Regions from separate parts of the Homo sapiens genome. Here region 1 is linked to region 2. Evidence: chromatin contacts called from ENCODE Hi-C data. All regions are on one chromosome and are shown on one strand. Each heading gives the region's core, a stretch centred on a gene start or an enhancer-like site at or near the end of the contact. The rest is flanking DNA. Distances are from core to core; before and after follow the strand shown. Region 1 has its middle 51 kb from the start of MYB. Region 2 holds the start of AHI1 (Abelson helper integration site 1).

Region 1 (6,435 bases), core at 384-2,883, 370 kb before region 2:
GAGGGGACCATATTAAGGGATCATCATGTGGGACAAAAGAATCTGAGCAGCAGCGCTTGAGTTCCAGATCTTTCTGCTGAAACAGTCCACCTAAATGAGAAGGAACCAGAAAAGTAATTCTGGTAATATGATGAAACAAGGTTCTATAACACCACCAAAAGATCACACTAGCTCTCCAACAATGGATCCAAACCAAGAAGAAATCTCTGAATTGTCAGATAAAGAATTCAGAAGGTCGATTATTAAGCTACTCAATGATACATCAGAGAAAGGTGAAAACCAACTTAAAGAAATTTAGGCCAGGTGCGGTGGTTCACGTCTCTAATCCCAGCACTTTGGGAGGCTGAGGTGGGCAAATCACCTGAGGTCAGGAGTTTGAGACCAGCCTGACCAACATGGAGAAACACCGACTCTACTAAAAATACAAAATTAGCTGGGCGTAGTGGCGCATGCTTGTAATTCCAGCTACTTGGGAGGCTGAGGCAGGAGAATCACTTGAACCCAGGAGGCAGAGGTTGCGGTGAACTGAGATCATGCCTTTGCACACCAGCCCGGGCAACAAGAGCAGAACTCCTTCTCAAATAATAATAATAATAATAATAATAATAATAATAATAATAATGGCATTTGCAGCAACCTGGATGGAGTTGAAGACCATTATTCTAAGTGAAGTAACTCAGAAATGGCAAACCAAACATCATATGTTCTCACTCATATGTGGGAGCTAAGCTATGAGGACTTAAGGCATAAGAATGATAGAATGGATTCTAGGGACTTGGGGGGAAGGATGGGAGAGGGGTAGGGGATAAAAGACTACACATTGGGTACAGTGTCCACTGCTCAGGTGATGGGTGCACCAAAATCTCAGAAATCACCACTAAAGAACTTATCCATGTAACCAAACACCACCTGTCCCCCAAAATTATTGAAATAATAAAAAATTTTTTAAAAATTTAAAAAAGAACTGAGTGCTTAACAGACAGACGATTGTGCTGCATGGAAGCCAAGGAATTCAATCCATTATGAGAGTGTTTATTTCTGGATTTATTAAGTTAAGGTGTCAGTTCTGACCATTATCCTTTATACAGAAGTTGCTTGGAAGTGGATCAAATAAGAAAGCAGAGAAAAAGAAAAAAAAAGTCCTGAAAGAACCCTAAATTAAATTAGAGGGTGATTATAATGGAAATATTAGATCTTTTATTTTATAATCACACATTATCTTTATCACAAAATATGAATTCTCGAGCCTTGTGAGTAACTTAGCATGTGTTGACCAAAGAGGGTTAGAAACCATTCCAGGAACAATTACCTGGAACAAAGAACTGAGCTTGTAGTAGCCCAGGGTGGCAGGGTGGGGGTTACTATACACATGTTCTATGAGGAGGGAGGCATAGAGAGATGAAGTGGAAAGAAATAAAGTAAAAAGCATCTTTTATATTTGTAAGTGGCTGATTTTTCTTTCCAAATTTCACTGCCAGCACTAAATTTACTATAAGCCAAGACTTCAAAGTCAACCTTAATTGTTTTAAAGAGAATGAAAAAGAAACAGGAAGAGAAATGACATCTTTTCACATCCTGAACAAGCCAGTTTTGACATTGATAGGGAAAGGGGGTTGATTCATAATAGGTCAGATGTGATGGGAAGCCAATAGTGAGACATTAGTTCCATTTGTGGTTTGGCTGTGAACTGCCAGGCTGCAGAGTGTGAGAGTGAGCCGCAGGCCCCGATTCTCGCCTTTTCCTCTTGTAATATAAAATGTCCTCATCTGTGGGACAAAAGTAGATGCATTTTAAAAACAGGGTTAAGAGTTTAAGGGAAGAAGGATATACATGCATCTCTTTATGTCTGAGAACAAGGAAAGTTACACCCATCATTGGAAGGCCTTTCTGAGAAGGTGACATTTGAGTTGAGCTCCAAATGACCAAAAAAAAAAAAAAAAAAGATATTTGAAGATCTCAAGGACAGTGTAGGAGACAGAGAGACCAGGCAGAGCCAAAAACAAATATGTCCCTCAAACACATACAAAAAAACTTTGCTGAGGGAGCAGCAACTAGTTTCTAGGTTTGAGAATATCTAGAAGAATCCAGGCTCCAACAATACAGCTCAGATTGTTCCTGTGGCTGTGAAGCCACAGCTGCCGTAGCCGCTGTAGCTAAAGAGGAAGGAGCCACCATGTAGGGCTGTGACTGACAGAGACCACTGGACCTGCACACTGGCTTGACTGGCCTTGTGGAGATTCTGGTTTTCCTAGCAGCTGCCCAGAGGGCCAGCTAATGCAGCTCTTACAGGTGGTGGAGTTCCAACTCCATAGGTCTACTTTGACCTATGAAAGAAAGGAGACAGGAAGGAGCCGACAGATGAATAGCTTGCTCTTCCTCCTTTCTGAGGGCCTGTTTCTAGATGTTTTCATACAGCCTTGGAGCAGTTCTGTGAGACCAAGTGATCAGGAAGACGGGCCAGCAGCGCAATGCACCCTCTGTATTTGCTCTCCCTCCTCTCCTGTCTTACATTCCTTTTCCCCTCTCTTGCCTCCTGGGATTGCACTCCCTAATAAAAAATTAACACAGAAGCTTTTGCCTTAGGCAGTTTTCCAAGGAACCTATTCAAAGACACATGCATTAATTCATTTCATCCTCACAGAAAGCTCATGAGGCAGGTACTCCTTTTTTGTTTTTTTTGTTTTGTTTTTTTTTTTGAGACAGAGTCTCAAGCCCACACGGTCGCCCAGGCTGGAGTGTAATGGCGCAATCTCACCTCACTGCAACCTCCACCTCCAGGTTCACACGATTCTCCTGCCTCAGCCTCTCGAGTAGCTGGGATTACAGGCAAAAACACCACCATACCCAGCTAATTTTTTGTATTTTTATTAGAGACAGGGTTTCACTATGTTGGCCAGATTGGTCTCAAACTCCTGACCTCATGATCCACCCGCCTCAGCCTCCCAAAGTGCTGGGATTACAGGCATGTAATCTGAGACAGGTACTCTTAATATCCCCATGATATAGGGAAAGAAACTTAGCACAACAGTTGTGCAACTTACCCAGAGTCCTGCAAGTGCTAAGTGGGCCAGCTGAACTGCAAACCCAGGTGATCTAGCTCCATAGCCTCTATATTGTACATCATGTAGACTCAGGCCACTCTCACAGTATAGGGGCTACATTCAAGATGGTCCTGCAGATGCTTTGACTTCGTAAATGAGCCTAGTATTCTCAGGGAGTGCTGCCCGCCTGTCCCTACCTTTTGGGAGAAAGGTCATGAAGTAAATTGTTATGACTCCTTGGCCCACATCGCTGGACTCGTTGCATTGGAAGGGACCTGGCCTGCATAAGTGTCGAATCTCTATCAGTGGTACCATTAACCTCTTAACAAACATCTATTCTGTGTGGAGTACTGTTTCAGGTTCTAAGCATTTCAACTAATCAGAGATGGCCATGATACTTACCCTCGAGAGTTAGGGAAACAGCAAATACAGAAAAACAGGCTAGGGCTAGGCACAAAATTGTCTTGTGCACCAAATTTAAGGTTGTGGGGGGTGTGTCATAAAAAACAAAGTCATCCAGGGAAATAATATTCTAATGAATAATTTTAGAAATCTGAATTAACACACAAAAAATCATGATGAACAAAATATTAAAATTTTAAATGCAGGTAAGATCAGTATCAGTGCCTTCCCAAACCATATTGGAGCCTGAGGCAAAAAGAATAATCAGAGGTACCCACTCCTCTCCCTAGTCCCGCCCTGTAGGAAGGAATCAATAATTCAAGATGCATATGTCCATTTCTTTGGCCCTCAGGGCCACACTCAATCCCAGAATAGAATCAAGACTCTCTTTTAATAACTTCAGTATTAAACTTCATTCGGATGCTTTATATAGCACTAAAATGGACAATTACCATCCATTCCCAGCATGATACTCTCCCACAGCCATCGTGTGGGCATAAAATAATATTCAGAATTGAAATAATCTAATTAACCTTATCTTTAAAAATGGGATAAACCACTATTTTCTTATCGATTTTTAAAAATCTTTGAGTTAAATAAGAAGTAGGATTACAGGTGACTGAAAATGTCAAGATTCAGTAATATTCTGTAAATGAGGAAACTGAAAATAGAATATAAGCACTAGCTTATATCTTTATTTTTATCCTATTATGATAAGTGATAACAATATAACTATATGCAATAATTTAAATTTTGAAATTCCCAAACTAAATGTAAAAAAAAAAACTATGAATTTCTAATGAAAAATGAAAAAGCTAAGCCATGTATGGTGGCACATGTCTATAGTCCCAGCTACTCTGGAGGCCAAGGTGGGAGGATCACTTGAGCCCAGGAGGTTGCAGTGAGCTATGATGGTGCCACTACACTCCACCTTGCATGACAGGGTAAGACCTTGACTCTGAAAAAATTTTTGGCCGGGTGCAGTGGCTCATGCTTGTAATCCCAGCAGTTTAGGAGGCTGAGGTGGGCGGATCACCTGAGGTCAGGAGTTTGAGACCAGCCTGGCCAGCATGGTGAAACCCCGTCTCTAACAAAAATACAAAATATTAGCCGGGCATGGTGGCTGGCATCTGTAATCCCAGCTACTCGGGAGGCTGAGGCAGGAGAATTGCTTGAACCCAGGAGGCTGAGGCTGCAGTAAGCGAAGATCTCACCACTGCACTCCAGCTTGGGCAACAGAGTGAGACTCCAACTCAGAAAAAAAATAATAATAATTAAATAGAGACAGGGTTTTGCCATGTTGTTCAGGCTGGTCTTGAATGCCTAGGCTCAGGCAGTCCTCCTACCTCAGCCTCCCAAAGTGCTGGGATTACACGCATGAGCCACTGCATCTGGACAAAAAAAAAAAAAAAAAAAAAAAAAAAAAAAAAAATTTAAAAAAAATATAGCAAAATACTATAAACTAGGGGGAAACATAACATAAAGAAGATTAAAATTACAAAGCTATATGTCTTTATGTATGCATATTTTGAGATAATCAGATGAGAAAATGTTCTTCTGTGCTTGTTATATTATCTTCTGGGTTGAGAAAAAAAAGATTCTTTGGATGATAAAGTTCTCCCTGAATTGTTGTACTATATTCAAATACATCAAAAACTTAGCTCAGGCCTGGATTCAGTCAAAGGTGGGCAGCCTAGGAAAAGGCTTATATGCAAGTTGTTCCACTATTGAGCTGGAAGCAGCAGGGGAAGCAAGGAGAAAGGTAGGGAAATTCCCACCTCTGGAGGACAAGAGGGAATATCCAGAGAAATCAGTGATAACTTGGCATAAATCTAACTTCCTCTTCCTAAACATGCCGAAACACTTCTTAAAATCAAAATAAAATAGAGCAACAACAACAAAAAACCCTTCTCTTCTTTCCTTTACAGCTGAACAACAGTGATAATTGTGAGACTGCTAAACCGTACTTTCCCAGCAGGTCAGGCTGTAACTTGATTTAACCGCTTTTGCACTGGGACAAACTGAGGGGAGGCAAGTACCCTTCCCCATGCCATCCAGTCTCTTCTGTGATTTGCCAGTTTTTATAAATATGCCACATTGTTGGTGCTTTCTTCTTACACCTGTAGCCTACGGTCATTCTGGAAGTTCTTTGGTTTTTCCTAACCCCTTTATTTATATGCCACAGAGTTGATAGGAGTCTTGAGTGTACCAAAAAGATAAACTCTCTTCTCGGTTTGGGGGGAAAAGTGCTTCTTAATGAACATTCAAAATGAGTTGAGCAGTGAGATTTCTATTATTAGGCTCCTGTGTGCATATTATAAAGGTTTGCTAATCAAAAGTCTAGAGCACAAAAATTAAAATAACTGAGCTTTGAGGTCTTTAGCTATTATGCCTTTGATTAGAAGTTTAGTCAGTGTAACTATTTCCTTAACAGCCAGTGCACACACATACGCATATATAAAAACATGCACATTTTTCAGAGTTCAAGAAAACCTCCAAACTTCTATTCAGAGCAACATTCTGATATTCAATGTGTCATTCTTAGTCCAGAAGAACAGTTTGAAAATTTTACGAACATTAATTTACCTGTGAGCTTACAGATTTTTCTCCTGATCTAGTCATACACATATGGTCCTAGAGAAAAACTAGGAGTCAAAATTTTAGCACTTTTGTTCCTGCACTTTTAGTGTCCTGAAACAGAATATTGAAAAAAAAAAACCACCATAATAAATCTTCATATTCTAATGAGTATATGTTTAAAAGCCTAGTCCAGATACATAGTAAAGCCTCCAGTTCTTCATGCCTCTAGTTCAGCCACAGAAATTCTTTCGGAATTCATCTTTGAGCCAAACTTACATTTACAGGGTGAGGGCAGGAATGTATGTTCAATTCATGTGTTTTAAGTTTCATAAAAGTTCTGCTCCATGAAAAGTCTCAAATATAACTTAACAAACCCAGTCTGGGCGCAGTGGCTTATTCTTGTAATCCTAGC
Region 2 (6,647 bases), core at 3,786-6,285:
GCACACTCACAGTGAATTTAAATACCTCTGTGTCTGCCACTGAAAATTCTGCTACAATAGAGAAGGATAGTACAAATATTTGCACCATCTTTCTTTAATAAAACCTGGATGTGTATTACTGTGTCAGAACTACTCAAAACCATGGTTCAACTCAGTATGTATATTACTAAATTGCCCATTTTATTAAAAAAATCGGTGTATGTCTAAAATGAACATATTCTCACATTAGAACATTTAGAATGTAATATGCATGTTTTTGAGACTAAAACTGAAGAGTGTTAAAAAAAAAGCTGGTTCAGGAATTATTGATTTGTTTGTTTTTGAGATGGAGTCTCCCTTTGTCGAGTGCAGTGGTGTGATCTCGGCTCACTGCAACCTCCGCCTCCCAGGTTCAAGCGATTCTCCTGCCTCAGCCTCCCGAGTGGCTGGGATTACAGGTGTGCGCCACCACACCCAGCTAATTTTTGTATTTTTAGTAGAGACAGGGTTTCATCATGTTGGCCAGGCTGGTCTTGAACTCCTGACCTCATATGATCTGCCCGACTCAGCCTCCCAAAGTGTTGGGATTACAGGCGTGAGCCACCACACTGGGCCCAAGGCATTATTGGTTAATGCTCCAATTCCCTGGACATCCACATTCATGTTCCTCTTGCAGAAATGTCTAAGAAATTCTAAAAAGAAAGGAATGATTATGTAAACATACCTAACTATGTCAGTTAACTTAGGCAACAACTACGTGGCACCCAGTCAAAACAGACATCACTAAATCCATGGAGTAAAAATTCCTATACTTTAGTGATAGGAGCCTGTATTTACTCCTTCTAGCAGTTATAAATTTAATAAATCTAGTCTTCTACTTTCTAGTCTATATTAAATTAGAAAAGAGAAGCTGCAAAGGCAAGTGCAATGACAGCATGAGTAATTGAAACCTGAGAGCACGGAAGTAGAAAAATCATAAAACAAATAAAAATTTAATATTTATACTACTCGATGGTCATCTAATAGGCCAGGAAAAAGCTGACCTATATTATGACTATGATTCATCAAAAAAAAGCCTGCTGGGCGCCGTGGCTCATGTCTGTAATCCCAATACTTGGGAAGGATAAGGCGGGTGGATCACTTGAGGTCAGGAGTTTGTGTCCTGTCTGGCCAACATGGTAAAACCCCATCTCTACCAAAAATACAAAACTTAGTCAGGCGTGGTGGTGGGTGCCTGTAATCCCAGCTACTGGGGAGGCTGAGGCAGGAAAATCGCTTGAACCTGAAATGTGGAGGTTGCAGGGAGCCAAGACTGCACCAGTGCGCTCCAGGTGATGGAGTGAGGTAATATTTTAGAAAGATTAAATAACTAATGAAGAGGCAGGAGAAAGAATCGGAGATAATTCCCATGTTTCTAGAACTAGAATAAGTAGATTAGTAGTATCATTACACTGTAATATAATGCAGTACAGGGCAGTAGTTTAAAATCCATGTCCTAGAATTAGTTTCCATAGTCACTTGCGTGACTTTTGTTTCCTCATCTATAAAAACACCCTACCAGTGCCGACTCAAAGGGTTGTTGTAAGGGTTAAATGATTTAGAACAGTACCGTAGACAGAAGAAGCAACAATAAATGTTAGCTATAACTGTAACAGGTTGTTAGGGTGCAGTCACTGAGCTTAGTATGGGTCATGTTGAGTTGGGTATCTGAAGGGCACTGAGCAGCTACAAGCATCAGCTCCATTTTCAGATCCTTGGATCCAAATACCAGTTCTATCTGCCAGCAGATTCACCTCTATGGATATCAACTTCCTAATCTTTCACAATAATAAGAGTAAATCACTCACAGTGTTTTTATAAAGATTAAATGAGAATATGCAAATAAAATACTAGGCACAATGCCTAGCACATGGCAAGCCCTTCAAAAACAACAACTGTTATTACTGTCACGTGTGTGTGTGTTTACGTATATAATCATATTATGTTTGTTAGGCAATCTACTAATCCAGCAGGGAGACAATAGGCTGAAGATTTGGGAGTTATTTATAAATATGATAGTTCCAAGAAAATAAAAAGCCAATGAGAATCCTGTGAGCCTACAATATAAAGTAAAATCAGGGAGATAGGTGAAAAACTGGGAGATAGAAGCATTACAGAAGCAAACCCAAGTTTTAAAGGAGATGTTGCCTATATACTGTGTGGCATCAAAAGGGGCTGGAGGTTTTGAAGAAAGTCCACTGAATCTGCAAGTAGGAAGTCACGTGTGTCAAAGCTGTTTATAGAGGGGCAGAAACTTAGCAGGCTGGGGCTAAGGAATGAATGGAAGGTGACACCTGTAGAAGGGACATGTAGACAATTCTTTACAGAATTCTTCCAACTGTCTTCCCATCACCCCCAAAGGCAGTGACATGAGACAGTAACTCTGAGGGACAAAAACACTGTGGAAGGATTATGCTTTTTGTTTTAAGATTGTTTCCACGCCGCTATCACCTTTCCCTTAAAAAAAAAATCATCATCTACACAGCAACTAGTGTAATTTTCTAAAATTCAAATGTGATGGTGTCGTTTCTTCGCTTAAAATTCTTCACTAGCTCCCAATCGCACATTGAAAAAAATATCAAGTCCTTACCAGTGAGGTCCAAGGCCATTTATGAAATGTCCCCTTCACACATCCACTGTGTTCCAGACATGTGAAACTACCTGCAGGCCTTCACGTGTGCCAAGTTCTCTCTTGCTTTTGTATCATTACACACATATCCCCTCCCCTGAAAAATGTGCTTCCTCCTTTGTCTCTCTAACAAACTCCTCACTATCCTTTAAAGGCAAATGATATCTTCTCTAGAGAGCATTCTCACCTTGAAGGGCATTTAAGAACTTCTCTTCTGTGCTTCCAGGGTGCCTTAATCTTTGTAGCTCCCTCTACCTCAACCTTGAATTTTCACCCTGGTAAAATGTTCTGTAACTCCCACCAAACTGCTAGCTTTGGAGGACCAAGCCAATGCTCTCTTATAGTTATGTATCTGCCACTATGAAAGAAAAGAGAGGAGAAGAAGAGAGAAGCGAAGTGAAGAGAAGCAAAAGCAAAGCGAGTAAAAAAGACTCAGGCTTGAGCTCTAGTGTCACCACTTACTGATGTGTGGCCTTGGGCAAGCTACTTAATTTCTAATCCTTGGTTTTTCCTTGTCTGGGAATTTAAAATGGCACCTATTTTAGTACTGTAAGGAGAAGAGAAAATACCAAAAAGCAAAGTAATCAGTACATTGCAATAAAATTACTTTATGTCCATTATTATTGTATTAAAAATAAGTAAATAATTACAAATAAAATATATAAATCATATACTTATTTACTATTAACAGCTTAATACACAACTAAACTAATAAATACTAATATTATGTAATGATAACACAGCAAATACAGTACAGAAATCATCTCTAATTTTTTTTTTTTGGAGACAGAGTCTCGCTCTGTTGCCCAGGTTGGAGTGCAGTGGCACAATCTCAGCTCACTGCTGCCTCCGCCTCCTGGGTTCAAGCAATTCACCTGCCTCAGCCTCCCTGGTAGCTGGGACTACAGGTGTGGGCCATCACACCCAGCTAATTTTTGTATTTTTAGTAGAGATGGGGTTTCACCAACATTGGCCAGGCTGATACTGAACTCCTGACCTCAAGTGATCCACCCACTTTAGCCTCCCAAAGTGCTAGGATTACAGGCGTGACCCACTGCGCTCAGCCATCTCTAAATCTTAATATGTACTACAGCAAACATGATAGAATTAACGGCTAATATTTGATTAGTAACCTCTGCAAAAAATCAGATAGGACTTTAAAAGACACCTCTGATTCTTATATATTCCATTATTTTACAACTTCTCCCTCACAAACCCTTTCACAGGAGCGTCTAAGAGATATTACACAGGAAAATTAAATGGATTACATTTCATCTCATTTTATTTTACAGACAACCTGATTATCAGCCAATATGTGGCTCAATATCATTGGGAGAAAAAACTGAGAGGCTTGATAATTCGCTCCTTAACCAAATGTTATCGCAAGGGAAAAAAAGACAAACAAAAATCCTGTATACAAAATTCAATGAATAAATCAACAAGATTCTTCATAAGTAAACAAGATTCTAACTTCATAAATATTATTCCTCATAAACAAGATTCTAGGTATGGTTTAAAAACACTTTTGGTATTTGAATTTCTTTCAAGCATTCTTTAAAAAATTTCCCAGAGTACTCATAAGAAGCAATCTTCCTCCTAACGCCCAAGCAGTAACAGCAACTGTTAATGCAACAGGTGAAAAAATCGTTGGCATCTCTTTCTCAAAAGAAAGGGGAAAGCTTTATTTTCACAATAGATGTTTTTACAGGAATGCTAAACGCAGCACAACCTTTGATAAGGATTCTTAAATGGTCTACATTTTTGTTCTATTTTTATGCATCTCGAAACAACCCTATTAATATAATTTGGCTCTTATAAATATAACAAATTGATCACCTTTTCTCAGACATAATTAAGAAGGCTTTGACAGGTTGAAGATTCAGCCCCAGGTTGACACTCTAAAAGGAAATAAACACACTCAGTACACATCTGATTTAAAAGCATTTAAATAAGAATCGGGAGTAGGAAAGGCAAAGATTGAATTCTCTATCAGAGCACCATGCTCAACTCTCCGGGGACACGGAGACCAGTGAAAGAAGCGCAAAAGTACGGTGAGGACTCTCAGAAATCGCATTCCCCCGGGACACCCGGCCCACGCTCGTCGGTCACTACGCTATCAGCCTCCGCGCTCTCGGACTCCAGCAGCCCCGACACGCCGCCCAGGAGAGGGCCGGGCAGGCCGAGCACCCCGGCCCGCGCTCCCGCCACCAGCGCACCCATGATGTACTCACGGAGAGGGGTACGCAGAACCGCCCGTCCCGCCGGAGCCGACACCCGGAGCAGTGCAAATCAACTCCCCCAGCCTAGCGGCGCGTGCGCGAAGTGAGGCGGCCACGCAGCCACCTAACCCGCCAGCGACCCGTGTCCTGAAAGCAAGCCGCGGCTCTGTGCCGCAGTGCGGACAGCGCGCCGCCTGCTGACGTCAGCGCCTGCCTACGCCGCCGTTCCCATGGCGACCGATGCGTCCCGCGCTCTAGGCGAAGACCGCGGCCCCGTCCCCGCGCCTCCACCGCCTTCTTCCAGGAGGAGGGGCCGTGCGGCGCCTGCCCGGGGGCCCTCAGGCCGCAGGCGGGCGCGAGCTTCAGGGAACTTAGGGGGCTCCCGCCTCCCCGGCCACGCGAGCGGGAACAGTCTCCTCCACTCGGAGCGGTAAGGGACCCGGAAATGCGCGGGTGCCCCTACAGAGTCTTGAGTTTTCCCCGCCCTCACCTCCGAAAATGCTCTTTTCGCCTTAGAATTGTAGCTAGCGCAGGGAAAAACTGACTGGGCAAAGGAAAACTGGGGAGGCTGTCATGGAAGCCGCCCAGAATAAGAAAATGAATGAATGAGGCAAAGAAACAGATTTGTCACTCCCCACGCGATCGCGCCCACAAAAGAAAACATGGTTTTAAGGCGTGGAAAATGAAGTTGTACTACAGACAAAATTTTAAGAAAAAATTATCCACTGTTCCTTTAGAGCTATCTCCCTGTGTGTGAAAAACAAAACAAAAGTTAAAACGCCATCCTTTTCTACACCTAATGCTCCCTCCCACTTTTCTGATTTCTGCCACAGGCGCCATCTTCAGCTCTGAGTCACCAGGGCTGGAAAAATACTAGATGCGCTACTCGTGGACTCGTGAATACACTCGTGAATACAGGCCATTTCCTGTACCTACAGCCACCCGCTGTAAGCTGTTGCTTCATTTGTACAGTAAGAGTTTATGGAGGCCAGCTTTTCCATTCTTACTGACATTGCCACACCTTACAAACTATATGTCTTGTGCTTCCCTAAATCCTGTGAGGAAGCAACGAGAAAGATTACTAATCCAATGCGTACCGAACTGAGCTGTTCAACTTTCCGTTCTAAACATACTCTCCTAGATTTCTATCTTGCTGTAAGCCACCACAATCCTCCCAGTGTTTTAGTAAGAACAGTAGAGTATCCTAAATGCATCTTATGCCAAAGCATATCCATTCTCTCTTTTTAACTTCCTCAGATGGGCCCTTTACCAGTTCTCTGACTCCAGTTTGACTCTTAAATTCTCCACACTGCTATCAGAATGACCTGACTAAAAATGTAAATCGGATAATGGCACTCTCCTGCTGAAAATTTTTGAAAGGCAATCTGTAAGAGAAAATGATTACTTTGCCTAGGATACAAGATTCTCCATCTCCCTGACTAGTTTCATCTCTCGTTAGCTTCTTGTTCCAATTTTATGCAATATTGAATCATGTGTACCATGCAGTTTTATGCAACATTGAATTATGTGTACCATGAAAAACAATCCATAGCCTTTCACGCCCCGTCCTTACTCATATTGTCCTCTCTTCCTGAAAATTCCTCCTTTTACACTCCTGCATCACAGCCAAATGTTGTCCATCCTTTGAATCTTAAGCAGGTTGACTGACTCCTTCAAACACTCCTACTCCCTATTAGACTTCGGATACTCATTCTATATATTAGACTTTGGATGCTCATTCTATAGTTTCATAGTTTACTTTGTATTTTCTCTATCCCCAG

What was found. Hi-C counts contacts between places; a loop is a spot of excess contacts on that map. Pooled maps may share reads with other maps.
Region 1: a loop to region 2 is called in a map of natural killer cell, with 5 times the contacts of the local background. The contact joins the enhancer-like site here to the promoter of AHI1 in region 2. A Hi-C loop is called at or near these places in 2 of 168 maps with a recorded cell type or tissue (naive thymus-derived CD4-positive, alpha-beta T cell and natural killer cell) and 6 of 50 pooled maps.

Annotation. Positions count from the first base shown.
Region 1 is chr6:135,127,083-135,133,517 of GRCh38, forward strand. No RefSeq gene overlaps it. Among named protein-coding and RNA genes, the nearest start is that of MYB, 51 kb to the right of the region's middle. Within about 2 kb of position 1,634, at least 3 of the 41 ENCODE cell types and tissues checked have a DNase peak (open chromatin) inside an H3K27ac peak, as active enhancers do; they include natural killer cell, where a contact is called at or near this core.
Region 2 is chr6:135,492,705-135,499,351 of GRCh38, forward strand. It overlaps AHI1 (Abelson helper integration site 1), which reads right to left and starts at 5,036. Exons shown (of 29, transcript NM_001134831.2): 1 at 4,879-5,036; 2 at 4,484-4,545; 3 at 3,110-3,194. It overlaps AHI1-DT (AHI1 divergent transcript), which reads left to right and starts at 5,097. Exons shown (of 6, transcript NR_152842.1): 1 at 5,097-5,296; 2 at 5,700-5,813. RefSeq lists silencers at 4,747-4,806, 5,157-5,376.